2 separate regions of the Homo sapiens genome follow, and region 1 is linked to region 2. Evidence: chromatin loops called from intact Hi-C (ENCODE). Cell type or tissue: B cell. All regions are shown on one strand. Links, peaks and the distances in the headings refer to the core of each region. The heading gives the core; the rest is flanking DNA. Region 1 holds the start of PCGF1 (polycomb group ring finger 1). Region 2 overlaps M1AP (meiosis 1 associated protein).

Region 1 (15,266 bases), core at 1-5,000, 80 kb before region 2:
GAAGGGGGTGTGATCCCAGGGAGGGTGGCCTGGCTTACCTTGCCGAACCAGCGGGAGAGCCATATCTGCTTCATTGTCATGTGATCAGGGAGAACTTCATTGTCAAAAAGGAGCTGCACCTAGGAGGGAGATGGGGGCATAATTTTAGGAACTTTCTGGCAGGTCAAAAACTACCCTGGTCCACCCTAGACTCTGTCCCTCCTTTCTTAGCCCCTTCTCCCCCTCAAGAAACCTACTGTGGGACTACTCACATGCTGAGGGTTTAGCATCAAGCGGTGACACAGGACCCTCCGGAGATGGCGTACCTCAGCTCTAACAGAACATCGGACATACTTGTTCTGGGAGCAGGGAGGGGAGGGAAGAGGGCAAGGTGTGTGAGGGAAGGACCATGGGAGGTGAGTCTCCTTAGAGAGGCCCTCCCCTCAGCCCTTCTCACCTGCAGGACGCTTTTATTCTTGTCTTTGCCAGAACTGGGGGGAAATAGACACAGGTTAGGGAATCCTATCTTTCCTCCTCTTCCCCACCCAGAGCCATGATATACTCTCTTCAAGGGGATAGGCACTCACTCACTGCTCAGCCTCTCCCCTAGACCCTCCCTGGCTCTGGGTCATTGGCACTGTCACCTCCTGCAACCCCTGACCTTCTCCTCACCTCAGCCGCTCCAGGCACAGGTTCAACTGCTCATCATAGCGATAGTAGTGGGCTTTAGAGTGGTCAAAGCTGCTGAAGGGGAGGCCGAGGTTGCTCAGTGCTGGCTCTGAGAAAGATAGGGTAGTGAGGTGGCTGGTGGCACACATTCCATACTCCTCTTTCCCCAGAGAGCAAAACTGGGCAAGAAGAATGCTCTGGGGTCTTTACTGTCCCGCGGCCAAGGACATACCTTCCCCAGTGGGCTGGGTGACCCGGTCCAAACCTCGGGACTGGTAGAATTCCCGAATCCGTTTCTCTTCACCTAGAAGAAGGTGAAGTATGAGAATAAAGTATTAGCCCTTCGGGGCCGGGCGCGGTGGCTCACGCCTGTAATCCCAGCACTTTGGGAGGCAGAGGTGGGCAGATCATGAAGTCAGGAGATTGAGGCCATCCTGGCTAACATGGTGAAACCCCGTCTCTACTAAAAAATATAAAAAATTAGCTGGGCATGGTGGTGGGCGCCTGTAGTCCCAGCTACTCAGGAGGCTGAGGCAGGAGAATGGCATGAATCCAGGAGGTGGAGCTTGCAGTGAGCTGAGATTGCGCCACTGCACTCCAGCCTGGGCAAGACTCCGTCTCAAAAAAAGAAAAAAAAGAATAAAGTATTAGCCCTTCCTCACTTTTTGTCCTTCCCTCATCTTTGGCCTTCTGCCTACGTGAGTCCTACCAAACCCGTCACCTCAAGCTGCCACTCAGCAATTAGTCCTCAAGAGGCCCCTCAAAGTCAGGTTGGTGACTCACTGTCTTGCAAGCCAGGCACCAGCTTATACACGATGTCCTGCATGACCCGGTCCAGTTTGAGGTTGAGCAGTGGCTGTGTCTCGTGGATCTTAATGTTGCACATGGGGCAGTACTTGCTAGTTTGGAGGTACTTCACAATACAACTCTTGCAGACTGCAGGAAAAGAAAAGCAGATTCTCAGGCCCTCTGGAAACTGGATTCATGGGCTGGGTGGGGTGCCTGGATGCGTGAGGCAGGCCGCACAGAAGCTGGCAGTCAGCTTGGTGAAGACTAGGGACTGGAAGAACTAGGCAGTCTCCAAGGCACTCACAAGTATGAAGACACTCTGTGATGGTGGTGGCATCCACGAAGTAGCCGGCGCATAGGCAGCAAACAATGTGTTCATTCAAGTCTTTGATCTTCACTCGAACCTCCTCCTGAAGATACACCCTCCGTCACCAATCATCCACCCTCAAACCCCAACCCGTGCGCCTTCCCACCTTGGGGGTCGCCTCCTTCATCACACTAGACGGCCAAGCCCCGCGCCCTGCGCCATCAGCCGGGGATTAGCTCCTGGGGGCTGGCACTCCCCCTCCGCCCAGCAGAGGGCTCCGCGCACAGCGGGGGCTTCCCTCACGTGGACTCGCCTGACCCTCCTTTCCCAGGGGAGACTACACAACGTCGGCGACACAACGCGCAGGCGTCCTAACCGGAGTTTGGCAACCCGATCGCAACCACGCAGGCGCACTGGGCACTCTGTCTCTGCGCAGGCGCACTGGGCGCCCGGCCAGCCACCGCCCGTCCTTTAGCCCGCCCCAATTCGCACCGCTGGCCGACCACAGCAGTAACCCTGCCGCCCTTGCACCTCGTTCCGTAGCGGGTCCATCTTGTACACTGACTGGAGCTGGTTCCGAAGCCTCATCGCGATCGCAATCTGGCCCCCCTGAGGAGACGCCATCTTAAAGGCTGATCCCAGCCGGCCACTTCCGGTGCCGCCTGCAGGGCGGGACTTGTCTCCCAGCAACGAGGTTCTAGGTCTTTTCGGATTCGCTCACCCTCTGTAAGGCCCCGCCCACGTCCCTTTCTCCCTGTGTGCTCACCTGAGCCCCACCGGCCCCTCCCCTGCTCAATCCGTAATTAAGGAGTGGGGGGGGGGGAGCACAGGGAAGGGTCTTATCTCTTCAACCTCCTGTAGAAATCATCATAATAGGCCCTACGCGACCTCAAGACTAACTTTCGGAGCCTGCGAAAGACTGCCCCCTCCTACCCCCAAAGGCCTGGCAGTCTGTGCCCGCTACCCGCTCAGGGTCGTCGGTCTTCTGTGACGACGACCCTGCTGAAGAAGCCCCTCCTGGGTCCTCTCCTCGTAATGCCGCCCTGTCGGCGTCCGCGTAGCGGAGCTTCGTCCAGATGGCGGGTCTTCTCCCGGCTTCACGGAGGGAGTTTCTTGGGCTTTGCAGAGTCTCGGAGAGGGTGCCGGGGGATGGGGAGTGAGAGACCCCCAGGGACTTGGTAGTGATCTTATTCCCCCATTCTCCCCCCTGCTGCCGGGGATGGGGGGGGCAGGCCCTGGTTAATGATGATGATTTAATCATCGGCGCCTGCGGAGGCCTGGGACAGACTAATGCAGAGCAGATGCCGAAGGAGGAGGGGAGGACGACTAGGACACTGCCACACACAGACAGGCTTAGGCAGCGAGCGCCTGTAGTAGCATAGGCCCAGTCCCGCACTTGGGGACTACGCGGGGTGCTCGCTCGAGAGCTCTACACCGCCGGCTCTGGGTACTTAAAAAGGGATAAATTTGCTATGAGGTATTAACATCAAATGCAACTGGAGATACGAGAAGGGAGAGATTCCAATGGAGACCTCAAAAAAGGCTTTCTGGAGAAAGTGGGACTTTGGGCACAATTTAGACTTGGGGGAGGGGGTGGAAGTGTGGTGAAATAGAAAGGACGTGGAGGGGAATGACCAGAGGACAGGAAGGTCAAGATGTAGATTTGAGAGTGGTAATAGAAAAAGCAGGGCCATAAAGAGTTGCGATTTTTAGCCTGAGGGCAATTGGGAGCTAGCGGACTTTTTTGAAGGGAGGTTATCCTGTGAAAGCGACATTTTTGTTCATTTCTCTTCAGAGTGAATTGAAGTGAATATGCAGCAAGAAGTTATGAGATTAGTGATTAATCAATTATTCGTTACAGCCCCTGTTTACCTACTTCCCTGGTCCGAGCCACTATCATCTGTCCTCTGTAGTGGCCTCTTGACTGTTTTCCTTGAGTCCCCCTTCGCCTGTTCTCAACATCACAGTTGAGTGCTGTTTCTCAGAGCTAGTGATTCTGATAAAACATGAAACACAAAGGACAAAGGACAATTTTTGAGATGTGGATATGTTTATTATTTTTATGGTGATGATGGTATCATGGGTATATACATATGTCAAAACTTATCAAATTGTACACTTCAAATATTTGCAGTTTATATGTCCATTATACTTCAAGAAAGCTATTAAAAATAAAGTTGAAAAATTAGGTTGTTCCTTTTTTACGTTTAAAACCTGTTGAGAGCTTCCCTTTTCAATCAGAATGAAAGTCAAAGTCTCAGAGTGGTGTGCAAGGGCCTGCATAGTCTCTTCAGATACACCAGGATATCCTTCCACTGTGTCCCCAACTTGAAATGCTTAGGTATCCAAAATGGCTCCCTCCTTCTTTCAGGTCTTTACTCATGAGGCTGCTGTAATCACTCTAGATGAATAACAACTCACCCACCCTTTCACTTCCTTGCTCTTTTTTTTCTGGTTAGCACTTATTAGCATTCTATCATTTATTATTATTTAATATACATTTCTAATATATATTATATTTTCTAGTTATTTTCAGAAAATATTTTCTAGAAAACATATTTCCTAGTTTTTCATCTGCCTTTTCCACTAGACTATAAGCTTCTCAGTGGCAAGGATTTTTTTTCCTCTGTTGTGTTCACAGATATAGCTCCAGTGCCAGGTGCATAGTTGGTGTTCAATAAAACTTTTCTGGATGAATACATGAATGAATCCAAGTGGTGGTGATGACAGCCTCGATTAGGGTTTTAGCAATGGCAATGGAAAGGAAGGGCTGTATCTGAAACAGTTCAAAGGAAAGTATAATAGGAGGAAGTAGCCAGGAACCTGGCTTGGTAGGCCTGGGTAAGAGGGTGAATGAAGAGCTTTGGAGGGAAGCATGTCCTCCAGCCTGCTGGACTTAAGGTGGCTGCAGGGAAGCAGGGGGAGCTTGTCAGAAGGCTAGGAGAGTGAGCGGTGGGGCTGGAGTGTCAGAACAAGGGATGGAGGTCTCAGAGTTATCTGGCTGGATATGAGAGTTGGGACTTTTGGAATGGGTGAAACTTGAGCAGATGAAGAGATAAAGAAAGCTTAAGGCCTGGTGCAGTGGCTAATGCCTGTAATTCCAGCACTTTGGGAGGCTGAGGCAGGTGGATACTTGAGCCCAGGAGTTGGAGACCAGCCTGGGCAACATGGTGGGACTCCGTCACTACAAAAAGTACAAAAATTAGCCTGGCATGGTGGCGCATACCTGTAGTCCCAGCTACTTGGGAGGCTGAGTTAGGAAGATTGCTCGAGCCTGGGAGGTTGAGGCAGCAGTGAACCGTGATAATGCTACTGCACTCCAGCCTGAGCGACAGAGTGAGATCCCATGTCTTAAAAAAAAAAAAAAAAGAAAAGAAAAAAGAAAGCTTAAGTCTGAGCTCTGAAGAATCCTCACAGTCTTCAGTGGAAGAAGGAAAATCAGTGGAGGAAAAACATAAGCAGTGACTACGAAAGTCCAAAGATGTGGAATAAGATATTACAGAAGCAAAAAGAAGGGACACTTCAAAAAATAATTGATGACCAACAAAGTAAAACATGCCAGGGAAGTCCTGGAGGAGGGATACTGAACACTGGAGCTCTCTGAGAAAGGGTTACTATAATGAAGGCAGCTTGCACTGAGTTAAAACAAGAATAAATCATGATGAAATGGAGGCAGTAGGCATGAAGTAAAAAGGAAAGGAAAAGCATGATCTCTCTTGAAGACTCAGGCAAAGATTTTGTCCAGATGATAAAGATCTGAGACAGCTGAGGGGTAGGAAAGACTAAGTTGATGAGAGCCACGGACACACAGGACATGGTGAGACAGATCCAAAGCAGTGTGTATGAGGGGGCACTCATTCCAGCACCTCTATCTTCGTCTTTTTTTTTTTTTTTTTTTTTTGAGATGGAGTCTCGCTTTGTCACCCAGGCTAGAGTGCAGTGGCGCGATCTCGGCTCACTGCCAGCTCCGCCTCCCGGGTTCACGCCATTCTCCTGCCTCAGCATCCCGAGTAGCTGGGACTACGGGTGCCCGCCACCAAGCCCGGCTAATTTTTTGTAGTTTTAGTAGACACGGGGTTTCACCGTGTCAGCCAGGATGGTCTCAATCTGCTGACCTCGTGATCCACCCACCTAGGCCTCCCAAAGTGCTAGGATTACAGGCATGAGCCACCGCGCCTAGCCAATCTTGAATATAAACCAGCAGGAACCATCCTTTCCCCGTGAATCAGAGACAAGGAGGCAAGAAAGGACATTTCAAGCCAGGTTGGGGTGGTGGTGCACACCTGTAACTCTAGATACTCAGGGGGTCAAAGTGGGAGGATTGTCTGAGCCCAGGAGTTTGAGGCCAGCCAGCCAGCCTGGGCATCATAGCGAGACTCTGTCTCTTAAAAAAAGAGAAAGTCCTAGGACTGTGGTCTGGGTGACGTAACTGGATGCCATCTGTTCTTGAAGTGGGGCACTAAAATATTTTAAAAACTCTCCAGAACACTTGTATGAACTACTGAGTTTGTGACCATTCTCCTTAAAGGATTAGTTGGACAGTCCCTGGGTGGCAGTACCATCTGTGCTGAACTCAAACGGCAGGGGTGTACGGGTCTGCATGATGTTGCCTTTTTTTCATTTGTTGATTCACTCACTGATTCATTCAAGGAGGATTTATTTAGGTTGGCTGGAGACACACTGGTTACCCTGCCCCCCTGCCCCCAGACTCAACCTTCAGAGCAGAGAATGGGACTAGCAAACTCCTAACCTGCACACCAGCCCTCTTCAGAGATTATATTTCTTTGCTGTCTCCCTAGGTTTCCTGCTCCCATCTGGAGGAATCCAGCCCTTGGTACCAAGGAAGTTTTTTTTGTTGTTGTTTGTTTGTTTGTTTTTTTTGAGATGGAGTCTTGCTCTGTTTCCCCAGACTGGAATGCAGTGGTGATCTCCGCTCACTGAAACCTCTGCCTCCCTGGTTCAAGTGATTCTCCTGCCTCAGCCTCCCCAGTAGCTGAGATTACAGGCACCTGCCAACATGCCCAGCTAATTTTTTTGTATTTTTAATAGAGACGGGGTTTCACCATGTTGGCCAGGCTGGTCTTGAACTCCTGACATCAGGTGATCCGTCCCCTCTTGGCATTCCAAAGTGGTGGGATTACAGGCATGAGCCACTGCTCCCGGCCTGAAGATTTGGACTAAACAGGTTCATGCTTCCTTGTAGCCCTCTCTACTGCTGAGAAAAGTGCATGGGTTTCTGTAAAGAGACGGGAGGTGATAATGTCTGTCTTCTCCATCAAGATGAAAATACATCTGCTAAATTGGTAGGAGCCCCCACCCTCTTTCAGAACGGGCTGTTAGCAGGGCTGAGGAGGGGCTGGACAAATTGGATAGTAGAGTGGTCAAGGTGGGGGAGGTTGACACTTTTTTTTTTTTTTCAGACAGAGTCTTGCTGTGTTGCCCAGGCTGGAGTGCAGTGGCGCGATCTCGGCTCACTGCAAGCTCCACCTCCCGGGTTCATGCCATTCTCCTGCCTCAGCCTCCCAAGTAGCTGGGACTACAGGCACCCGCCACCACGCCCAGCTAATTTTTGTATTTTTAGTAGAGATGGGTTTCACCGTGTTAGCCAGGATGGTCTCAATCTCCTGACCTCGTGATCCACCCGCCTCGGCCTCCCAAAGTGCTGGTATTACAGGCGTGAGCCACCGCGCCTGGCAGGTTGACACATATTAATGCCCACTATTCCTCCCACTGCCCTCTGTCCCATTTATGGTTCACCTCCTCTAGATATAAGGCTTCAGAGAACACTGAAGGGCTGGTGGACAGAGCTCACCCTTCTTTCTCTTCTTTATCTTTCTGCCCAGATGCCCAAATATCATTCCTGGTTCCCAGGGGAGAAAAGACCCCTTCACCCTGCCCCAGGCGCCAGGCTGCCAGCCCATCTGCTGGGGAGAAAGGAGGGGGCAGAGTCTTTCCCAGGGGATCCTGGAGAATCAGTTTGAAGATCAGTGCTCCCAGGGAGATCCAGCTAGTAGACTTACAAAGCATTTCGGTTCACACGGGAACCAGCAGGATGGAGCTGAACAGCGGGGTGGGCTCGGGACGAGGGTAGAGGGCTGGCACAGCAGGGTAAGGTCCTTTGGCCACCACGTGTCAGAGGTAGGCTGAGCTGCTCGTTGGTGCCCACCCGCCACCGCCACCGCAGGATGGTAGAAGCGCCCCCCTCTCTGAGCCCAGTCTCACCGGCTCAGAGGCGCCAGGGCCCCCCCGGGGGCCGGGGCGGGCCGGGGAAGGTAATGTAATTCCGGCCCAGCTAACCCGATTACCGCGGCCTGCACCGGGCAGGGCGGCGGCGGGGGCGGGTCTAAGGCTCAGGGGCCCGCCCGCGGGGGTCCCATCCCCGGGAAGGACGCAGAGTTCACGCACTCCCGGCTCCTGGATTCATGGCCAGAGGTCACAAGGTCACCAAGCGGCTTAGGTCTTTCCCCACCTCCCTTCTCTGACAGCTCCAGGCCATTTTTTGAGTTTGGGTGGGGTAAAATGTTTATGGGAAACAAGGCGGCCAGGATCCAACCAAGGCCTCAGTGAGGTCCCACGTGTCCCCCGTGGCGAGATTTCGCCCTCCCGCCGTTGAGGAGGAAGAGTGTGAGAACAGACTTCCTAGGCACAGAATGGAGGGGCAGAGTCCTGCATTGAGGACTCCCTGCACTTGGGGTCCGGGGGTAAGTGCCAGCCCCAAGAACCCGCCGGCCTGATTTGGCCCGGGTTGAGCCATGGTCCGTTTTACACGGATTTTGGAAAATCGAAATTCTAGGAAACACAGGACACCAATTACCGGTGCGCATGAACAGGGCTGGGGGGACCTACAGGAGAGGCCAGAAGGCGCACCACGATCGCCAGCCCAAAGCGGCCGTTCCCCGCCCTTAGCCCCTGCCGTCCCCTTCCCACACCTGTTCTCTTCCTGGGCCTGCAGCTCACCGGGCGCCGTTCCCCAGCCGCTTCTTACGCAGCCGGGAAACCACAACGAGATTTGGTCTTCGAGAGCATTTAGGCGGGGACCACAACGAATCCGGGAGTTGGCCAGAAGGATCCATCGAGAGGCGAAGAGTGGGGGCTGGGGGAGGAGGCACCTGCGGAGGAAGCCGGTGAGGCGGAGGCAGCCCAAAGGCGGAGGCCGCCCAAAGGCGGAGGCCAGCAAGGATGGAGGCGCGGTGAGCATCTCCGCTGACTCAGCGGCCCATGCTCGGGCCCCTCCCGCGCTGAGCCTGGCTCCTAACACCCTGGCCCCCTGTCCCCCTCCCCGCACATCTCCGCCAGCCAGCCTTCCCCCTGCGCTTGGCGCAAACAGGCGTCCCTTCCCCTTTAACTGCTGGGCCCCGCCCCTGCCCTACCCCCAGCCCCCACTACCCACCCGGGCCGATCCGTCAGTCACTGCCCCAGCCGGAGCTGGCCAACCCTCTCCACCCGGGACTTGGGCAGCGGCGCCGGCAGCCCAGCGTCTATTTGCGCTTAAGAGCCAGCAAGGAAGCTCCAGGGGCCCCAGCTGGCCGTGCTCCCCCGGGATGCAAGTCCCTGCGCTGACGCCCGGCAGCGGCTGGCACGGGCGCGGCTGCTCCGGGTGCACAGGGATGCTGCTGTTTCGGGGACCCCGGCGCCCTGCCTTGGCCAGCCCCGCGGGCCCCTGAGGCCACTCTCCGGAGCGCGCCGCCGCTGGGCTTCTGGCGCTGCCTGAGGCATCCTCCCCAACCACCGAACCTCCGGCGGTTCTCCTCGGCCCAGACCGATGGAGCCGGGGATGCTGGGTCCACACAACCTCCCACACCACGAGCCAATCAGCTTCGGCATCGATCAGATCCTGAGCGGCCCCGAAACCCCAGGGGGCGGTCTAGGCCTGGGTCGCGGGGGCCAGGGTCATGGGGAGAATGGGGCGTTCTCGGGTGGATACCACGGAGCCTCGGGCTACGGTCCCGCCGGCTCACTTGCCCCGCTGCCCGGCAGCTCCGGAGTGGGCCCAGGCGGCGTGATCCGCGTCCCTGCGCACCGCCCGCTGCCTGTGCCGCCGCCCGCTGGGGGGGCGCCTGCAGTGCCTGGGCCCTCGGGTTTGGGCGGCGCCGGAGGCCTAGCGGGACTCACCTTCCCCTGGATGGACAGCGGCCGCCGCTTTGCCAAGGACCGGCTCACGGGTGAGGTTGTCTGACCCCTCCAGCGTCACGCCCGACTCTGACCCCGTCTCCTCATTTCTTAGCTTTCTGCTCCAACTCAAGGACCCCTTTCACACCTCCCACTAGATCCTCCCAGGGGATCCTCCCCCAACTCAAATCTCTGGGTCCTGCCTCCGAGAGGTGATGGGGAGGGAGCTGCCGTCGGTGCCCGCGCCCTCCTCTGTAGTCCCACTGTCCACGCGTGGGGAGGGGAGGGTGAAGTTACAGGGGACGTCTCCCTCGCATCCCAGGGGAAGGGCCTTTCTTGGCTATAGGGCTCGGCTGATGCTTAGGGCCCGGGTAAGGACAGGGCGCGGGAGTTCTGCGGCCTGGACAGCCGCGCGGCCTTCTCAGTGGCACCTCGGGCCACCCTGCAAATCCTGCCCTGGTCTTTCTTCCTCCCGGTAGCTGCGCTCTCGCCCTTCTCTGGGACGCGCCGCATAGGCCACCCCTACCAAAACCGGACCCCTCCGAAGCGGAAGAAGCCGCGCACGTCCTTCTCCCGCTCACAGGTGCTGGAGTTGGAGCGGCGCTTCCTGCGCCAGAAGTACCTGGCCTCTGCGGAGAGGGCGGCGCTGGCCAAGGCCTTGCGCATGACCGACGCACAGGTCAAAACGTGGTTCCAGAACCGACGCACCAAGTGGCGGTGAGGCGCGGCGCGGGCGAGGGCGGACTGGGGTTCCCGAGCAGGGCCTGGTGAGAAGCGACGCGGCGGGCGCCCCGCTGACCCCGCGTCTCCCTCCCTTAGGCGCCAGACGGCGGAGGAGCGCGAGGCCGAGCGGCACCGCGCGGGCCGGCTGCTCCTGCATCTGCAGCAGGACGCGTTGCCACGGCCGCTGCGGCCGCCGCTGCCCCCGGACCCTCTCTGCCTGCACAACTCGTCGCTCTTCGCGCTGCAGAACCTGCAGCCCTGGGCCGAGGACAACAAAGTGGCTTCAGTGTCCGGGCTCGCCTCGGTGGTGTGAGCGACGCCCGTCCGATCGGCGTGGAGCGCCGGGCCCGGAGCGGTGGAGCGCGCGGCTGCCTGCGTCCATGGTCTAGTGGCAGCCGGGCGCGTGAGGAGCGGCAGGCCTTGAGGCTGTCGTCGAGGGCTCCTCCACCACCGGCCGGCTCCCAAGCCAGCGTTGCGCAGATGCACGGCCAGCTCAGAGGCGGCCTTTCCCGCCATTTTTCACTTCACTGCCGTTACGCCCTCGCTGGAACCTGAGGCGCCGAGAGGGCGGGACCTGCAGGACAGTAGCCAATGAGGTGCGGGGAGGGGGCCGGGCTGGCCAATGGGAGCTGCTTTCCTGAGGGACTCGAAATTCTCCGGCGGGTGGTCGGGAGCTGGGGCTCTGAGGGGCTCTAGCGGCGTTGCGCGCGGTGCCGGCTGGGTCTGTACCAAAGGTGTGAAGGAAAGAAGACACCGACCACGGCGAAGCAATAGAGGGGGTGCTGGAGCGCGAGAGGCTGGCTGATTGTGACCGAAACCAGAGGGTTGTCCACCCCGGGCATCTCATCCCTCAACTGTAAAATAATCGCTAAGGATTCCTTCCTGACTTTGAGCCTCACGTTGTCATGTGTGTTCAGCCTGCTGGCCACATCCTCCGGCAACACGCCCGGGCAGGAGGCGAGTCGGATACTTACACACCCAACGAAAGAGAAAATCTGGCTCCGGTGTCACATAGGGACAGAGAAGGGAGAGGAGGAAACAGTGGACAAAGTTAATGGGCCCAGTGGAGTTAGGGTGAAGAGAATTTGGAAAATAATTTGGAAGTGACAAGCTTAAGAAGAATCAAAGGTAATTCCAAGACTGGAAATGTGCAGCATCAGGAAATCAATGGTGCTGTGGATGATGAAAGGGAAATTGGGAAGACTGGAGCAAAATTAACTGTATAGGCAAAACTAAATGTTATACCTAGAGAGAATAAATCCTGGAGAAGTGCCTTTGAGGGAGATCAGCTGACATCCACATAGAGGTGGACCTAGATAGAATGAATGAGAACAGATAGAATCTCTGAGGGAGGGAACTCTTGAGGAGAAAAGCAGAGTTCTAAGGACTAAACCTTTCCACCAAATTCGACAACCACCTTTGCAATGTGCAAGATGATGGAGAATACCTAAGTCAATAGTCCAAGGGCAGGCAGGGCACGGTGGCTCACGCCTGTAATCCCAGCACTTTGGGCCGAGGCGGGAGGATCACAAGGTCAGGAGATCGAGACCATCCTGGCTAACACGGTGAAACCCTGTCTTGACTAAAAATACAAAAATTAGCCAGGCATGGTGGCACATGCCTGTAGTCCCAGTTACTCAGGAGGCTGAGGCAGGAGGATCGCTTGAACCCGGGAGGTGGAGGTTGCAGTGAGCTGAGATTGCACCGCTGCACTCCAGCCTGGGTGACAGAGCGAGACTCCGTCTAAAAAAAAAAAAAAAAAAAAATTCCGAGGGCACAAAAGGGGAAGGGAAGGAAGGAGAACCTAGGAAGAAAGAAAGGAAAGCATGATGTCTCTGAAGTTGTTAGAAAGACTTCCCCTTGTGGGTGTGTCTGGGCTGCTGGGAAGCTTGTTAATAGAAAGTCTAGTTAGGGGATGGTTGCATTAGCCTTAAGGTTTAAAAAGGAATTGGATTTAAGCTGTATGAGGAAGAAAGGGAAGAATTTGTCTGATTCCTCTAGCACCCCCATCCTTTGTCCCCTGGAGGCTGGTGCACTGTGACAGAGGGAAGAGAGGCCAGGCTAGAGACCAACTGTAGCCAGACAACTCATGTCTGTGCTAGTGACAACTATGTCGATCATAGCATGAAGGCCTGATTGGAGATGGGAAGAGGCTAGAGACTATATAGTTGGAGGAGCTGGCCCTGGTTATTTACTGTAATATCATCACTGATTTATGGATGTTGTATATGGCACTGCAGGACCAAACTAAAACTTGGCATCATAGAAAAATCTTTTATAGATCACAAGGGAGTACAAGAATGGGTTTGGCAAAGTTAAGAGAATGAGGAGCATGTCAGTCCCTCTCCAATCAATAAGAGAAGGCTAAGGAAAGAGTCCTTCCCTATGTAGACTGTGGTTTACCCCATTCTTTCCATTCCCAGTCTACCATTTCTTGGGACTCAGGTTCCAGGGTTTACATTTGACCCTAAACTTTGGGCTTCTAAATCTGTCTGGGTGCTTTGGTGTCACCCTGAGGGATAATCTAATGTGATGAGATGAACCCAGCTCCATTCCATAGGCAGGCAGGTCACTGCAGGACACAGGGATCTCTGAACTCCTGGGCTGAGGATGATTTGCTCCCTGCTGTAGAATCTGCCATTCCTTCCCTTAGCTGGTTCAGAAGGTCTCTGCTCTCACTGGGAGGCAAGTTACTCAGGAAGTATGGAGGGGCCAATTCCACCAGCCTAATAGAGAGAGTCATAATTAGATGATCTGCATCTTCTCTCTCTCTGTCTCTCTCTTTTTAGAGACAGGGTCTCGCTCTGTTACCTGGGCTGGAGTTCAGTGGCATGATCATAACTCACTGTAGCCTTAGACTCCCGTAATCCTTAGCCTTAGACTCAAGTAATCCTCCCACCTCAATCTCCCAAGTAGCTGGGACTACAGGGTGGTTTCAAACTCCTAGCCTCAAGGACTCCTCCTGCCTAGGTCTCCAAAAGTGCATCTTCTCTTATAATGCAGACTTTTAAACTTCTCACCAGCCCTTCCACAAATCCTGTCTCCTCAGATCATGTTTTTACTAACCACTAAGATCCCTTCCTCTGTCTCTCTAACTCCCCAGCCATAATTTTGGCCCCAGGGAGAGGAATAGGCAGTATAGGAGGGATGTCAGGGAACTCACATCTGTGGTTGAATCTCAGAAACAATGGAAAGGCAGTTGTCTTTGGATATGGTGAAATTGTGGTAGAGCACCCATGGTGGGGGTCTGGCAGGAGCTCTGCGGCTTCGGTAGCAGCAGTATGAGGAGAGCTGGGCCACATGCTTATGGGTTAGGAGAAGGTAATTTCCAGTCCCGTCTGTGTCTCTGGCCACCTTATTGAAAGGCAGAAATATTGACGGAATAAATAAAAGGGAAGAGGCAGGCAGTAGAAAAAAATAAAAGGGGATTGAGAAAGAGTAAGGGTGATGAGAGCATGAAAAGTAAAGCATTACCTCTAGGTGTTGTCTGGTCTCTACTATACCTCATGGCATTTACCATAGCCCCTTGTACCTCAAATCCTCAAGGGAAAAGTCCTTTCTGGTTCTAAAGAATCTTTTGAATGGCCACCTGGACCCTGATTTCAAAGTGGCTTACCAATATTTGTTCTCTTTGCCTTTTGCTCCTTTGATCACCCTCACCCCCACCCTTTCCTCTAACCTTGAGAAAGTATCCTGACACCAGTGCTTTCTGAAGGTCTCTGCGATTCTGCTCAGAGCCAAAGGCTGGTAGGGACAAGGGAAGTTCAATTCGTTGCATGAGTTCTAGGAGTTCTCCCCGAAGTTTATGGGCTTGGCACAATGCTGCCCAATTCAGACCTCGAGCCTGGCACCAAGCCTCATCTGCTCCACCTAGGAGAGGAAAGGGACCAGCTAAACTAAAGTCCTTGAGACCCCTGAAATAACCCAACCCTTAGCCAAAGGGCCTCCTCTTTCTGAGCATAGAGATCTGTCAGCTGGCTGCATAAAATTTCCCCTCTTTGGAAAATCTGGGATTCTATAAAAGGATGCAGAACTCACTTTGTATAAAGGCTTCATACACCTGGATCAGAGAACTGTGGTCACCATCCGTGTGTTCCAGGGCCCGACGCAGGGCAGCTTCTTCTGCACTGAGTGGAGGACGGGTAAACCCAGGGGCAGCTGGAGGCAGAAGAGTGGAAGGTAGAATCTGCCATTTGGGAAATGGGAAGGGATAGTAGTACAGGTAGAATGCTGAAAAGGCAGAAGTGTCCCTTTGGGAACTTTATTCAAAAGACATAGATAACTTCTAGGTGCTATGCACTTTATTAAACATTGAGGATAAGTAAATGAAATACAGTCTCTGCCATCAAGGAGCTTCAAGTCTGGTGGGAGAGACCAACAGGTAAGCAGACTTGATAAGCATGATAGGTGTTTGTATATGGTACTGTGGAAACAAAGAGGAGGATACCTAATCCAGGCTTTAGGTGGTGAGGATGTGAGTGATGTAAGAGAAAACGATGAGGACCCTTGGGCTAGTATTTGAAATTTGAGTAGGAATTAGCCGAGTGGAGACGGGGCAGGGAGTATGTTTTAGACTGTGGCAACAGCATGGCACGTAAGTTAATAATATAGCATATTTGGGGAACTGCAAGCCATCTGGTATGGGTGGAGGGAATGAAATGACGTGGCAGAATGGCAGGAGATAAAGCTG
Region 2 (16,230 bases), core at 7,234-12,233:
CTCATAAGGAGTGCACAACCTAGATCCCTTGCATGTGTAGTTCACAATAGGGTTTGGGCTTCTATGAGAATCTAATGACATAGCCGATCTGACAGGAGGCGGAGCTCAGATGGTAATGCTTGCTCACCTGCTGCTCACCTCCTGCTGATCCAGTTCCTAACAGGCCACAGGGGTTGGGGACCCCGATCTAGGAAACTTGAAAAAGATACTGATGTCTGGGCCCTACCCCAGACCAACTGAATCAGGGTCTCTGGGGGTGAAGCCCAGACACTGGTATTTTATTATACTTTAAGTTTTGGGGTGCATGTGCACAATGTGCAGGTTTGTTACATATGTATACATGTGCCATGTTGGTTTGCTGCACCCATTAACTCGTCATTTACATGAGGTATTTCTCCTAATGCTATCCCTCCCCCAAACCCCCACCCCATGACAGGCCCCGGTGTATGATGTTCCCCACCCTGAGACACTGGTATTTTTTATAAGTTCCCCATGTGATTCTTACTGCAGCCTGGGTTAAGAAATACCCAAACTGTGGTCTCAGCAGAGTGTCCCAAAGCTGGGAAAGCTGTTTTAGCTGGGCTTGAATCTAGAACCAGGTGTGCTTCTCCCACCCAGAGCCCAGATGCAGATGTGGCAGACACCATACCTAAGAACAAGAAAAGAAACTCATGTGTAACTCACTGTGTGCTCTGTCAGAGGAACGCCTTTCTAAGGGAAGCACCTAAAGACGGGGTGAAGGGCCCTAGGCAAAGAAGCAGCTGGCATCAGATAGAGAACCTTGTAAGAAGGAGTCAGAGTGAACATCTGAGATGCATACCCCAAAGAGTCTAGAGGAGGAAAGCTTGGGTTTTTTGTTTTGTTTTCTTTCATTTTTTGTAGTGAGCCATACTCCAGAAATCTACATGTGTGGCAATACATCAATTTTTAAAATAATAATGCCAGCATAATCTTTATTGTGTTTAAAATCTCAGGTGGGTCACATCCACCCTAGAAGAGGCCTAATTTCCCCAGACCTCATTCCAGCTGTGCCTAAACATCTGGATTCCAGTGAAGACCTCCCCAGCAGAAAAGCTGACTGCAGTCTGGATATAAGTTCCACTGTGCATCCCGAAGACCTACAGATTTCTGAAAAAATGATTATAGATGGAGTTAAATATTCTGGCTCTGATCCTGGTGCTGAAAGCTTTGGAAAGACAGAGGGGAAGCTAGAGAAATTCTGATTAGCACCATGGGCAAATGCCATGTGATAGTGGAAGAAAGGCTGGTTACAGGAGTTCCTGGCCTCTGAGGGCACCAGCCCTCCTAATGAAAGAAGTGAATCTCTAGCCCCTTTGTTCAGAATTGCTTAGCATGAGGCAGGTTAATATAGTAGATAAAGGCCCAGGTTCTGGAGGAAGATAGACCTGGGTTTATTGACATTGTCTGGGCTGAGAGTGTCAAGTGTACAAAATATAGATTTCTGATCCTAAGGGTTAAGAGTGGGCCCTGTTGCCTGGCTTCAAATCCTAGCTCTGCTACTAATTTTCTGTGCAGCCCTGGGAAAGTGTGCTTAATTTCTCTAAGTCTCAGTTTTCTCATATGGAAAATGGGGGTAATATTGTATTTAATTGATTCTAAGACACATTTTTTTTCATCTCTGTATGTGTCTTACAATTGCCATTGGCCAGGCAGGCACTCTAAGTCCTTACTTACTACTCTAACCTAAAAGAGCTCTCTCGATACAGGTAAAATACTACTTCTAAGTGACAAGAAAGAGCTGTGTAATGTTTAACGGGCAATGTCTTCTTTCTTTTTTTTAAAAAAAAATCTTTATTATTAAAAACATTTTTTTAGAGATAGGGTCTCACTCTGTTGCCCAGGCTGAAGTGCAGTGGCTCCATCACAGCTCACTGCAACCTTGAACTCCTGGGTGCAAGTGATCCTCTTGCCTCGGCCTCCTGAGTAGCTGAGACTACAGGTGCATACCACTGTGCCTGGCTAATTTTTTATTTTTATTTTTTGTAGAGACAGGTCTATGTTACACAGGCTGTCATTAATTCCTGGCTTCAACGGATCCTCCCACCTTTGCCTCCCAGAATGCTGGCATTACAGGAGTAAGCCACTGCACCTAGCCTGTTTTCTTTCTTACTGGTACATAAAATAGTGGTGTACCTTACAATTGATAGCATCTTAGATTCAATGACATATGGTAACAGTATCTGCCTCATAGTGTTATGTGAAGATAAAATGGGATAATGCAAGAAATGAAGTTAGTGCTTGGCACAGAGGCAGGGCTTAATAATGTTAGCTATACACTAGCTTCTATATAAAGTTGCTAGCTGCCTTAAGTAGGGAAAACAGATAAGTGAAGTCCAGAGGATAGGACAGGGAGAAATTGGTACTATCAGCCTTGGACAAAAGAGGTGGAAAGGAGGTTCTGGGAAGAATATTTTACACAAAGAAAAGACAGATTAAAATCAAGTTAAGTTGGCAAAGACATTCTGGGCACTAGGTTGAAATGGGGGAGAGAGGAAGAGACTTGACGGCCATCCCTAGACAGAAAGGGTCTTGGGAAGCCTTAATCCTGTGTAGTAACACCTCCAAAAAGCCCTCCCCTGTCCTAAAGAAACAATGGTCATAAAGAGTTCTATTACAGCTGAAGAAAAGGAACATATATAAAAACTCAAATATACTGCCAATGGCCAAGAAAGAGCTCTCAAAGGAGGCGGTAACCCCAGTGAGTCGTGTCAAAACTTATGAGAAGGGCTTTGGTAAACGTCATGTTCAATCCATTCTTCAACCCTCAATGATCTCTGTAGCCACTACCACTACCAGTATTCTGTTCAATGAGAAAGATGGGTACAAATTCCCACCCCTAAAGAAGATATACTTTGGTCATTTCTCTTTGGAGCTGGTCTTTGAGGACCCAGCTTTCCCAACCTCAGTGTGGCTGATTAGACTGATAGATGGGCCCATCTATCTGCAGGCCCAGCCACCCCAGGTCCCGCCTGAGCCAGCCTTCCGAGGAGATGGGAGAATGGAAATGGCCTTATTCCTGTCATCTAGTGGGACCTGGAATGAAGTATAATTGCCAGGCAGAACAGTATCCATTATCCAGGATATTTTTGGCATGACCAGAACACTGGATTGATCTCTCGGTTTCAGTAATTGCCTGAACTGCTTTGTGAACATGGTCTTGGGCACAGGTTGTCCTCCCTGGGGCGTATCTCTGTAGGTTCTTTAGTTTTCCCCCATTTGCTGCCTCCCTAGCGAGAAGATCTTTATTTAACCTTGGTTCTCTTCCTCTCGCCACAGGCTGTATTGATATTGTTGAGGTAGCAGCATGCTCCAAACTATAATGTCAATTATATTTACCACATTAAAAATGAGAATATTGAGAAATGTGATCCACTGTGTTCTTATGTAGTCTAGCCAATTCTCTGTCATTGAGGTGTCTCAGACTTTGCCCCTAAACTAACTGGCCCTTGCTGGTTGGGCTTAATTAGGTTCAGCTTTCTAACTATGATTGCTTCTTAGAACTTCTCTTCTTATTCCTCACGCTTATATTGGACAGCCTCATCCAACCCTCTTCCAGTCCCTAAACCTCAACGATGCTATATTCCACTGACTCACCACCAATCTAGAGTCCTGATCCCAGATAAGAATAATCATAGCCTAAATATCTTTTGGGGATTATGTACTTGGATTATCTCTGGGTCTGGAAATGTTGCTGAAACACTGTGAAGAAAGAAGAAGATGGATTTGTTCTTGGTCTGTTCCACTGTTATGTAGCCAGGCTTTGAAGAAAATCTCCATGCTGACGATATCATTGTCTATAGTCTGAAGGTCAATGTCAGTTCCCAGAATAGAACTCTCTGCAAAAGAAAGGGAAATAAAGTGTTCACTTAGATTGTAAATTTTGAGTAATATAAAATTTTGAACACATCCATCTTTTCTTTTTTGAGACGGGGGTCTCATTATGTCACCCAGGCTAAAGTACAGTGGCTATTCACATGCACAATCATTGCTCACTGCAGCCTCCAAATGCCTGGGCTCTAGCAATCTTCCTGCCTCAGCCTCCTGAGTAGCTGGGACTACAAGCACTCACCACCACGACTGACTAATTTTTTAAAAAACTTTTTTTTAGAGATGAGGTCTCGCTATGTTGCTCAGGCTGGTCTCTAACTCTTGGCCTCAAAGCAATCTTCTTGTCTCAGCCTCACAGGTAGCTGGGATTAGCTGGGATTATAGGCACTTGTCACTGGCCCAGCTTCCACACCTATTTTTTGATCCATTGACTGTATCTCTAGACATCTAGCCTAGAGACATTCTTGAGCAGTACACAAAGGCATATGCAAAGATGTTTGGTATAGCATTGCTGTAATAATAAAAACCCCAAACGGGAAGCAGTTCAAATCCCCTCAATAGGGAATATTTAAATTATGACACACTCAAACTATGGAGTATTACGTGTTTGTTAACAAAGCTAAATGTACTGACATGAAAAACTAGGAGATAGTAAGTAAATAAAGGAAGCTGTAGAACAGATATAACATGATCCCATTTATATAAAAATAAAACTATCTACATATATATATGTAAATGCATTTTACAAAGCTCTGGAAGGCTATCATCAAACTGTTAACAGTGGACAGGAAGTGGAAATAGGGCAGGGTTCTGAGATACTTTCCCTTTTTACTCTTCATACTTCTATACTGTTTGAATTTTATTGGAGTTGTGCATTTCTTGTGTTAAAAAAAATTCTAGGTGGGGCATGGTGGCTCACACCTGTAATCCCAGCACCTTGGGAGGCTGAGGTGGGTGGATCACTTGAGCTGAGGAGTTCAAGACCAGCCTGGCCAACATGGTGAAATCCTGTCTCTACTAAAAATATAAAAATTAGCCAGGTGTGGTGGCGGGCACCTGTAATTCCAGCTACGTGGAAGGCTGAGGCACGAGAATTGCTTGAATCTGGGAGACAGAGGCTACAGTGAACCAAGATCAGGCCACTGCATTCCAGCCTGGGCAACTCCATCTCAAAAGAAAAATAAATAAATAAATAAAATAAATAAAAAATAAAACATGGGAGAAAGAAATCCACTGTAAAAACAAACAAACAAACAACCCCAAAACATTCTAGAATATAAAAACCACCAAAAATTATACAGCAATGCAAATTAAATACTTAGTTGAACAAAGGGGACTTCAGCTTCATGTTATTTTACAGTGAAAATGTGTTCTATTACTACTTGTTATAAAAAATTAATTTAAAAAAATTAAAAGGAAAAAAGATGAATTTTGGGGTATCCCCTTATAGTAGAGAACCAAGCCTGGAGCATCAGTCATTGGCATACTGTATCTCACAAGTGTGGTTAACAGCAAAAAGGATGGGGAGGGTCTGGTAGAGTGTGATTTAATTCCAAATCTGAATGAATGGAGCTGGGTAGGTGGGGTAATGAGGCTTTGCTGGTGTACTTCCAGCTTCGGGCAACACTAGCTAAGGAATTGGGGCCTGGGTCTGCAGGTAAAGGTCATCAGTGAAAGCCAAATATGAGGTGGTGGAAGAAGCACAGAGCAAATAAGGGAAGAACTAGAAAGAAGCTGAGGGGGAACTCTACTTTCCTTGCTTCATCAGGAGGGATCTCTGAAATACTTTTACAAAGGGCCTAAGAAAAGCCAGTTGCTCCAATGAATTAGCTTCTGTGTATGACTCATAGACCCCAGGGAGAAGGCTGGATTATTTCTAGAATGACATTCCTGAGGACAAGTTTGCAGAGGTGGCAGACTTTCCACAGGGAACAAAGGGGCTTCAGTCCAACATACTTGTTCCAACACAGGGGAACTGTGGTGAAAATGACTTCATGTCATATTTAACAACTTATCCTGCAGCTGAAAAGGGGCATCAAATGCATTTCTCTATGGCCAGAATGATAAAAACTCTGCCATCTTCCATGAATAGTTATGAGGATTCATTGTTAACTAGTTAGTTATTTCATTCATTCCATCAGATATATCTGACACTCTGTGCCCTTATGGAGTTTATAAAGCAACATGAATCTTGACCATTTTTCCCCAAACTCTCATCTGCCTCATTATGTTTTAGGGTACTACTGTGATATATATAAAGTCATTGCCAAAAAAACATTCCTTGCAAGTAAAGAGAAATATCTTTTAAAAAAATAATGTGCATTTTATTTTGTCACAGGCAAAACAAGGAGTAATTTAATTTTTCTAAGCCTGAAGCCTGTACTTTGATTTGAGTAACAAGTATGAAAATGACTCAGCAGCTTCTCTTCAGTGAGGCAAAACAGTTCTTAAAGCATAAAGTGGCGGCTACTAAAGCAATGCAACCGAGGCCAGGCATGGTGGCTCATGCCTGTAGTCCCAGCTACTTAGAAGTCTGAGGCAGGAGGACAGCTTGAGCCCAAAAGTTCAAGACCCACCTGGGCAACATAGTGAGACACTGTCTCAGTTGCAAAAAAAAAAAAAAAAAGAAAAAGAAACAGAATTGAGCAAAGGAGCTAAGAAAAGTAGAGAAGATAAACTTGCTGAGTTGAAATAACAGAATTTTTGGGAAAAGAAGTAAGTGTTTCTTTTCTTCTCCCCAGGGAAAGGGTGGATGATGAGACACTCCTACCACAGGCAATGTGAGGGAGCAATGCAAAGCCATGTCCCATCAAGAATCTGGAAGTAAGGAAAATAAAGGTTTCCTCAGAGAGTTAAACTATAAAATCAACCAGAATGGTGAGGCCAATGAAAAAGTTACCCTAAGAAGGCAGAATGGCTTATTGTCCAAGGCAAGATTTGGCTGTAGCCTTATTGATGTTATTGCCATATATATATATATATATATATATTTTATTATTATTTTTTTATTTTATTTTTTTTGAGATGGGGTCTCACTCTGTCACCCATGTTGGAGTGCAGTGGTGTGATCTCAGCTCTCTGCAACCTTCACCTCCTGGGCTCAAGTGACTCTCCTGCCTCGGCCTCCCAAGTAGCTGGGAGTACAGGTGTGAGCCACCACACCTGGCTAATTTTTGTATTTTTTGTAGAGATGGGGTTTTACCATGTTGCTCAGGGTGGTCTCAAACTCCTGAGCTCAAGTAATCCATCTGCCTTGACCTCCCAAAATGCTAGGATTGCAGGTGTGAGCCACCTTGCCCAGCCTATATTGGCATATCTAAAGAATGAATGTGTCTATTGGAAGGGGAGAGGGTTGGCCAGAAATGCAGCACAGAGAAGGGGAACAGCGATGCGTGCTGGCAGTGCCCATCTTAAGTGCAGCTCAGAGAAGGCATGTGGACTCAGTGATGTGTCCCAATTGCAGAGATGTGTTTGTCAAGTCTCTGCTCTTTTTTGTGATTATGGTTATGGTTCTCCCTCTAAAACATTCTGGCTTATCCTTTAGTCTTGAGCTTAGGAAGGTGCGTGTTTTGCTGGCAAAATTAACTTTCTGATCCTGCGAAGCTAAAGAACCAGGCTTGAAGCACAGCCTCTCTATGAAGGAAAATGTCATGTGGTTAGGTCCTCCTGGCAGCCAGCCAGGCAGCAGTCTTCCCTGTTGTCACCCATCGATGTTCTGACATTCTTTTCTAACTTCTTAACCTACATGTTCTTGGAAGAGCCATGAAGCAGAACTGATTTCTTGAAAAAGTCCTCATATAATCTCCACAGAGGTGCTGTGTGTCGGGTTTGAGCTTTCAGTTTTGCAGTTTCAGAAGGGAGTGAGCACCTCTTGGGGGCAGACTTACATTATCCAAACTAGAGACTTATGTGTAAACCAGAACATTTTAGAGGCTAAACTTTTTTTCCATTTTCTTTGTCATTCTAGGAATTCATTTCCTTGTCCCTGATTATGGCAGTAGCTTCTTAACTGTCCTAGCAAACTCCATTTCTTCCCCTCCATTACTTATTATTACTACTACCAGTTACTTTTTCTGAAACATGGTTTCATCAGATCCCTCCTTTGCTCAAGAGCACACACTGCCTTCTTGTTGTCACTCACTCATCCTGTATCACTTGGTACTACTCATTATTCTACAAGTACCCTACCCTTCCCTTCCTCTGTGATGGCTCAGACTATTTCCTCCTCATCACTACCTGTTGAGATATTGCCATCCTTGAAGACCGAGTTCAAATGTCACCTCCTTCATGAAGTCTGCCATTATTGTATTCCTTCCATTATTATAGTCCCATAGCTTTTGGTTTACATTTGTAATATAGTTCACATTACATTTTACCTTAGTACTATTGTTATTTGGGAATACGTTTGATCTCTCCCATTTAAATGTAAATTAAAAGGTGGGAATTGTTTCTTTTCACTTTTATCCTCCCTATCAGGGCCTTGTATAGAGCTGAAGCTTAGCAAATGCCTGAGTTGAACAGTGACTCCCTCCTCCTCAGCTCTCATTACTTTTTCCTGTAACTCTTGAGCTTCATCTAAGTTAGTCTCCTTGCCACATGACTTCCTTCCTTCCTTAGTGCTTTCATTAATGTTAGCCCATGGCCTGCACCTCTTCCAGAATTCAACTCAGGACTGACTTTGTCCAAGAAGTTATGCTTAACTATATCCTCCCTTATCTAGCTTTAATTGCCATCCCTGGGTATCTGTGGGCTTCATTTGGGCAATATTAATCGCACTGCTGATTTATTTTTTTTTAAAGGATTTTCTTCTCTTTTCCTGAGTTTATGAAAGGCTTAATGGAAAGACCAGGGTTTGACTTGAGAATTAAAAGTTGTTAGCAGCCGGGCACGGTGGCTCACGCCTGTAATCCCAGCACTTTGGGAGGCTGAGGCGGGCAGATCACCTAAAGTCGGGAGTTTGAGACCAGCCTGACCAACATGGAGAAACCCGGTCTCCACTAAAAATACAAAAAATTAGCCAGGTGTGGTGGTGCATGCCTGTAATCCCAGCTACTTGGGAGGCTGAGGCAGGAGAATCGCTTGAACCTGGGAGGTGGAGGTTGCAGTGAACTGAGATCGCGCCATTGCACACTAGCCTGGGCAACAAGAGCGAAACTCCATTTCAAAAAAAAAAAAAAAATTTGTTAGCTATGTGATTTTGGGCGAAGTGGAATAGTACAACATATTTCTTAGTAAAGCACTACAAAGCGAGATGATTATCTATAAATGGCATCCAGTAGGTCCAACAAATATAATTTTCTTCCTTTTCTCTCATCCACAAAATGAACTCTTTTAGGATAATAATATATTTTCCTTTTTTTTTTTTCTTTTTTCTTTTGAGACGGAGTCTCGCTCTGTCCCCCAGGCTGGAGTGCAGTGGCGCGATCTCGGCTCACTGCAAGCTCCACCTCCCGGGTTCACGCCATTCTCCTGCCTCAGCCTCCCGAGTAGCTGGGACTACAGGCGCCTGCTGCCATGCTTTGCTAATTTTTTGTATTTTTAGTAGAGATGGGGCTTCACCGTGTTAGCCAGGATGGTCTCGATCTCCTGACCTCGTGATCCACCTGCCTTGGCCTCCCAGAGTGCTGGGATTACAGGTGTGAGCTACCACGCCTGGCCATATGTTTTCCTTTTTTAAAGCTTTTTTTCCCTTGGTCACTGCTTTCTACCCCCGACTACCATACATTGAACACCAACAACTAGTATGTATTGTGTTCTTCACAAATACGACTAAATGTGCTAAATCTGGGGATCGGGGAGGAGACTTCTCAGACGTTGAAAAACAGCTCCCTCACTGGCTGGGGAGCAGGGTACCCATGCACTAGATGAACGGGTCACACCAATGGCATGAAATGGAAAGGTTACAGGAGTGAAACGGTGGCCCTTAGTGTTTGGATAGTTAAAGCAGTGAGGAAGGCCTGGTTCACTGCAGCCCAAGCTGCAGCCAGCATTCACATTGTTTTTGAACTTACCCTGCCCTCCTGCGGCCACAATGGGAAAAAACTAAGAAAGCCAAATGACTGAAGATTAGGTAATACCTGAAGTAGACCCTCTCAGAAGAAACCTTAAAATAGGGTTATAAAATTAAAGTGTGTTTAAAATAGGAGACTTTAACATACATACGTGCATATACAATGTCTGTATTTCTCTCTTCACATAAAATATAGAGGCCCAGGAAAGTAGAGGCCCAGGAAAAGGTGCTCTTGCCCAGTCCTCCACATCTTCCCCCGTCTCACAGGGCCCTAACCTCTAGGCCTGACCTGTTCCTTTCCGAATGACATTCATGAGGCCTGTACTTGGGTGTCATGGATGGGCTTCAGACATTCTGAGAACCCCTTGAAATTATATACAATTCATCTGTACATGCATAGATGTATTTTGGTGGGGTGGGGGAAGGGGGAAAGCCCCTAGCTTTTATCAGATTCTCAAAAGAGCTCTATGACCCCAAAAAGGTCAAGAACCACTACAGAGACTATAGAGTCACAGTATCTTAGCCTGCCTGGGTTGGTTTACAATTAGCTGTCTACTCTCTGAATACAGGATAGCTATAGGATGTTAACAACCAGGGTAAGTAATCACAGCAGATAAAGCTTAGTCAGGAACAGCAGTGCAGCATCATCCAACCATTGTCTTTAAATCAACACAACATGAGAATAATCTAACAGCTTACAACGGTGAGGCAGTCAAGCTTGTCTTTCTAAGCTCATTTGCCTCATTTGTGGAAGTGATGCTTGGACCCTAGGAAAAAGGAGAAGCCCCTTGAAAAGAGTTGGCAGGGGTGGTGGTAGTGGTTATCAACATGTGAACTCAGGGCAGAGAGGTGACTGCAGGAATGGACCTAGTGGTGACTATCTTCCTGGAGCCCCAGTCTGTAAGAGGGTCAAAACATCACCATAACTGTAATGAGATAGAGAAAATTTATATCCCAGAACTCTTCTCAGAGAGAGAGAACTGTTGTCATTCATTCATTTGCTTAGTCATTCATTTATTTAGTCATTCAAGCACTTATTAGTTTACTGTCTTTTATGAGCTAGGCACTTATTGGTGTCATCAAGAAAAGAGACAAATTGCCTACTTTCGTGGCTTACATTCTAGTGAGAGAACAGATAATAAGCAAGCAAATAAAACAGAATACAATTTCAGATGATAGATACTATGAAGAAAAATAAAGGGGCGTGTGTGTGTGCACGCGCGCGCGTGCATGCATGTGAAGTTTTAGCTTGGCTGGCCAGGGAAGTATTCTTTAAGAAGCTGACAGTTGGGCAGAAACTTGAATGACGTGAAGTGAGTCATAAAAACATTTGTGCGAAGATTGTTTCTTATAGAGAGATGAGCAAGTTCAAAGGTCTTGAGATGGGAATGAGCTTTTTGTGTTGGGGGATTAGCCAGAAGACTAAAGCAGAATAAGGAAGGAAGTGAGGACTAGCTAATAAGCTGCTGGGGTGAAGGACAAGACCCCCAAAGTGGCACACTCATGTATCAACAGGGGTCACTACACTTGCTTTGAAGAAGGGTGGGTTCCATTATTGCAATTTGGTATTGCTCAGGAACTGTGCAAGAGTGGGGCAGAGTAAAGCAAGTTCCTTTTTCTTTCTCTTTTTCTTTGTAGCTCTTAGCTTCTAAACAACTACTGAATTAGCATTTTAAAAATATTTGTTTGAAGGTGTGCCCAAGCTATCAGCTTGTGTAAGGTGCCACATGTCCCAGCCCAGCTTTACCGCTTATGCTTTCCTGTTGTGTGGTGCTGGCAGGCAGTGGGGAAGGAGGGAAGAGGAATCTGGGAGTTCCATGAGCAGAGCTCAAGCAGAGATCCTTCAGCCTGTAGTGGACATGCCTCTTTCCCAGCTCTGGTCAGCTACCCAGGGAATTCTATTGTTAGCAGTTGTCCATTCACCTGCCCTCATCAAGCTAATATAGTCTAAGGCAGGCTGAAAAAAATAATTGACTGTTAACTAAAGAACTAATGGTTCACAATGGATGATTTATATTATGGGTGTCCAATCTTTTGGCTTCCCTGGGCCACATTGGAAGAATTGTCTTGGGCCACACATAAAATGCATCAACACTGATGATAGCTGATGAGCTTAAAAACAAATCTTATAATGTTTTAAGAAAGTTTACGAATTTTTGTTGGGTTGCATTCAAAGCCGTCCTGGGCTGCATGCAGCCTGCGGGAAGCAGGTTGGACAAACTTGATTTACATAATTTCTGACTAGGGAATAGTGGGTTCTATTTGGGCTGCTATCACAAAATACCACAAACCAGTGGCTTATAAGCAACAGAAATATATTTCTCACCGTTTTGGAGGCTGGGAAGTCCAAGATCAAGGTGCTGGCAGATTCAATGTCTGGGGAGGACCTGTTTTTGGTTGATAAATGGCCCCTTCTCACTGTATCCTCATATGGTGGAGGGGGCAGACAAGCTCCTTAGGGAACATTTTATAAAAGCACTAATCCCATTCAGGAGGATTCTGCCCTCCCTCATGACCTAATCCACCATTCAAAGGCCCCACCTCCTAATACTATCTATTTGGTGATTAGATTTCAAAGATGAATTTTAGGGGGGGCGGGGGCGGGATACAACATTCAGACCATAGCAGACTCCCTTAGCTCTAAGATAGGTCCCAAATACTACAATTTCAAATGTAGTATTTCAGCCTTTAGTAAACAGATGAATTGGGTAAGAAAAAGTTTAGAGAGCAATTATTTTGGCTGGGAGAGTAGCCTTTTTATAATCTTTTTCTTAGGCTTGTGTGTTTCTAAGAGGGCAGAAGTGGGGACTGCCCTATGAGAGAAGCTGCACTGCACCCCTCACCTCTGGAGCCACGGAAGTGTTCCCGGATTGCCAATCCCACTTTGAACTGAGTGACTTGCTCTGCCCTAGACAGTCCAGAGAGAAGTTATTGCAGGTACGGGAGAGAAGGGCCCTGGTTAAGGCAGGGTATACCTGCCTCTGGCACCAGTTGTAGCACCTTATCTACCTCTGTACCCACAGCACTAGCGCAGTGTTTACATACAACAGGGGCTCAGTAAACGTTATATTGAACAGAAGAAACTAGCCAGCCTGGTGCTTACTTTCTCTGTGACCTTAGGCCAGTCACTTCATCTCTTTAAGCTCAATTTCTCCATTTGTAAAGTGGGAATGATAGTGATACCTAGGCTAAGGGTTTACTTGAAAATGAAATAATGACACTTGACTCCTGAAAGCAATTTGTGGACTTTAAAGCACCATGCAACTATAAGGGATGATAGAGTATAAAGCCGCCTCCCAGCTGTCTATGTAGTAGATATGAACATTTTATTCACTAAAAGCCAGTGCCATTTCTTTTGCTGAAAATTTTCTCTTCAATAAAGATCTAAGTTGTAAGAAAATATATTTTATCTATGGGTCTCAATGGCTTCATTTTCATTTTATTGGAAAAATGCAGCTTATATGCAAAAGAGATTGATCACTATTGATTGAAATATTCCAAAGTCTGAAGTATTTTTTGACGTGAGAAACATTAGACTTAGAAGGTATTTTAAAAGTCTTCTTTTTCTACAGGGACTAATACATATATTCTATAAACCAAAAAGCATTTAATGTAAATTGCAATGCAAAATTGAAAAGCTGGGAAGAAATATTGTCATAGGCACTGTGGTGGGGGAGGGAGCAGGGGAATGGGTTATTTAGGAGAAGTTTGAATTAAGAAGAAAGCAGAGTTAGGAAGGCGTTAAATCTTTTGACATGACCCAAGAACCACACCAAGCAGTTTTGACTCCTTACACCTAAGGGAACTGAAAGAAAGAGCTGCCTTGAGGTGAAAATAAATGTAAGTGGAGCCATGAAAGAAAAGACTTACTTGGGGGAGCTAAGTAGAGTAAGGAAAAGCTAAAGAAGACGCTCAAATCAAAGAAAGTCCTAAGACATACTCTTTTATTTTTTTGAGACAGAGTCTCACTCTGTCCTCTAGGATGGAGTGCAGTGGTGTGATCTCAACTCACTGCAACCTACATCTCCCAGGTTCAAGTGATTGTCCTGCCTCAGCCTTCTGAGTAGCTGGGATTACAGGCGCCCACCACCACGCCTGGCTAACTTTTTATTTTATTTTATTTTATTTTTTTTCAGTAGAGAAGGGGTTTCACTATGTTGGCCAGGCTGGTCTCGAACTACTGACCTAAGTGATCCACCCACCTCGGCCTCCCAAAGTGCTGGGATTACAGGCATAAGTCACTGAGCCCAGACCTAAGACATATTCTTAAAAAAATCCTAGATAGACTGTATAATAGCTTTGCAACCGACTCTGTGTATATACATGCATTTTTGTAGATCTGGGGGTGTATCTTCAGGGTATTAGATTCCTAGAAGTGGGGCTGGTGACTTCTAGGGATAGAAGTAAAACACATAGGTAATTTTGTGTTTAAAAATAAACACATGCCACTTCTATTGGTGTCATACTTTTTAACTTTTGCCAATCTAATAATAGGTAGGAAATAATATTTTGGTATAGTCTTAATTATCATTTCTCTAATTATGGGTGAGGTTGAACATATTTTCACATGTTTAAGGACCATTTAAAAATCTTTTTTTGAATTATGTGTTTATGACTTTTTTCCATTTTTCTCTAGTGTTTTTGGTCTTTTTCTTACTCCTCAGTTTTAAAGTGTTCTTTATATATTAGAGATATTAGTCTTTTTTTTCTCCCATGGCATAAATTGCAAATACTTTCTCCTGGTTTTTCAGTTGTCTTTTGACATTGTTTATGGTACTTTTTGCCATGCCAAAGATTTTTATTTTCATATAGTTAAATAAATAAATCTTTCTTTATTGTACCTGGATTTTGAGTCATAGTTAGATGACCTTTATCTATGCTGAGATTGTAAAGAAATTCACCAATGTTTTCTTTTAATACTTTTAATATTATTATTTACATTTGGATCCCTGGTCCATTTGGAATCTTTTCCAGATGGCTAAACCAGTTGTCCCAGCATTACTTTTTGAGCAAGTTCATCTTTGCCTTAGTGATTTGAGATGTCTCCTTTATCCTATGCTAAATTAATATCTATATTCGTGCCTATTTCTGGACCTTGAATATGTATATAGCTGTGTCCCAATCAATTCTTGCACTGTACTAACTAATGCTCTAGTGCTGGGTATATGATGGGGCTGATTTCAGATAGAAAGTGGCCAGATTGTCCCCAGATTGGGTAGTGGCAACACAAGTCATTTGCCAAGTAAAGCAGTGCTGTCAAACGTGTTAGGGGATGGGGAATGAGGAGAGAAAAGGTGAGATTTAATCAGAAGAACTTCTTTTAAGCAAAAATCTCCTAAAGAGAGAGAGTGAGAGATATGATGGAGAACGTGAGCTTATTGAGCTGAAGAGAAGGCAGAAAAGGAGGTAAAAAGAAAGAACCAAATTGAAAAAGAGTAAATAAGGGAATTCCAGTCTGGTTAGGTTCCAGTACCCAACAAACTGATTTTCTTGTAAAAAACAGCTATAAACTCTGAACAATATTTTATTCATTTATTTATTTATTTTTTGAGACAGAGTCTCATTCTGTCACTCAGGCTGGAGTACAGTGGTGCAATCTTGGCTCAGTGCAACTTCTACCTTCCAGACTCAAGTGATTTTCATGCCTCAGCCTCCTGAGTAGCTGGGACTACAGGTGTGCACCACTGCATCTGGCTAAGCTTTGTATTTTTAGTAGAGACAAGGTTTCACCATGTTTGCCAGGCTGGTCTTGAACTCCTGGCCTCAAGTGATCTGCCTGCCTCAGCCTTCCAAAGAGCTGGGATTACAGGTGTGAGCCACCATGCCTGGCCTGAACAATATTTAAAAATCAACTACCTGAAGGCTCTGCAGAATGAACAAAAGTAGACAGACTTTGGAGAGGAGTTGAAACTTGGAGTAACCAAGTAAACCAGCAAGGAATGAGTTCCCCAGTTTTTGCACTTTCTAAGAGTGGCTGCAGTCACAATAGTGTGAAGGCAGCTAAAAATTGGAAAGAAAAGCCTTTGTCTTTCACTAGCATTGCCAGGGTAAGGAGTCTGGGGCAACCAGGACCTCCAGAGAGTGAGGAAGAAATCCATGAAAGGAGAGAGCCAGAGCCGGAGCGCCCTAAATTATGTGTTTAAACTCAGTCTAGGTAAATAGCTGATTGGACCTTGCACTATACACATATGGGGTGAACTGAAAGCAGCTTATAGTTTAGGCTTAAAGATTGAGACTAAGATCTGAGTCCCTGCTCACTGCAGGCACAACAGGTTGCAGTTTGAGTTTAACAAAGTTAATTTTCTGAAAAATCAACACTTTTCAGAGCAATATAATAGAATCCAGAGTCTTTATAACACAATGTTCACAAA

What was found. Peaks named below come from ENCODE experiments on the same cell type or tissue, not always from the same donor. Only the 100,000 strongest peaks of a DNase experiment are listed, where the experiment ranks them.
Region 1: a loop joins it to region 2, with 11 times the contacts of the local background. A loop is called at or near these places in 29 of 110 quality-filtered maps.

What each region holds. Positions count from the first base shown.
Region 1 is chr2:74,505,301-74,520,566 of GRCh38, forward strand. PCGF1 (polycomb group ring finger 1) reads right to left here and starts at 2,395. Exons shown (of 9, transcript NM_032673.3): 1 at 2,276-2,395; 2 at 1,742-1,847; 3 at 1,432-1,584; 4 at 881-952; 5 at 652-757; 6 at 437-470; 7 at 252-338; 8 at 39-119. The coding sequence starts at 2,368. It overlaps TLX2 (T cell leukemia homeobox 2), which reads left to right and starts at 9,150. Exons shown (of 3, transcript NM_016170.5): 1 at 9,150-9,906; 2 at 10,333-10,570; 3 at 10,673-11,848. The coding sequence starts at 9,507. The coding sequence ends at 10,889. It overlaps DQX1 (DEAQ-box RNA dependent ATPase 1), which reads right to left. Exons shown (of 12, transcript NM_133637.3): 9 at 14,615-14,734; 10 at 14,256-14,446; 11 at 13,740-13,930; 12 at 12,831-13,302. The coding sequence ends at 13,146. RefSeq lists enhancers at 1,658-2,588, 2,225-2,404, 3,145-3,204, 7,468-8,136, 10,386-10,887 and 1 more and silencers at 8,011-8,070, 9,108-9,207, 9,788-9,857. In B cell, for the core only: a CTCF peak has its summit at 1,986 (motif pointing right); DNase peaks (open chromatin) are centred at 2,141 and 2,401; H3K4me3 peaks cover 1,925 bases; H3K27ac peaks cover 1,431 bases; H3K27me3 peaks cover 1,300 bases.
Region 2 is chr2:74,577,991-74,594,220 of GRCh38, forward strand. M1AP (meiosis 1 associated protein) reads right to left here. Exons shown (of 11, transcript NM_001321739.2): 5 at 3,684-3,857. Among named protein-coding and RNA genes, the nearest start is that of DOK1, 31 kb to the left of the region's middle. RefSeq lists an enhancer at 494-593. In B cell, for the core only: a CTCF peak has its summit at 9,870 (motif pointing left); DNase peaks (open chromatin) are centred at 7,611 and 9,851.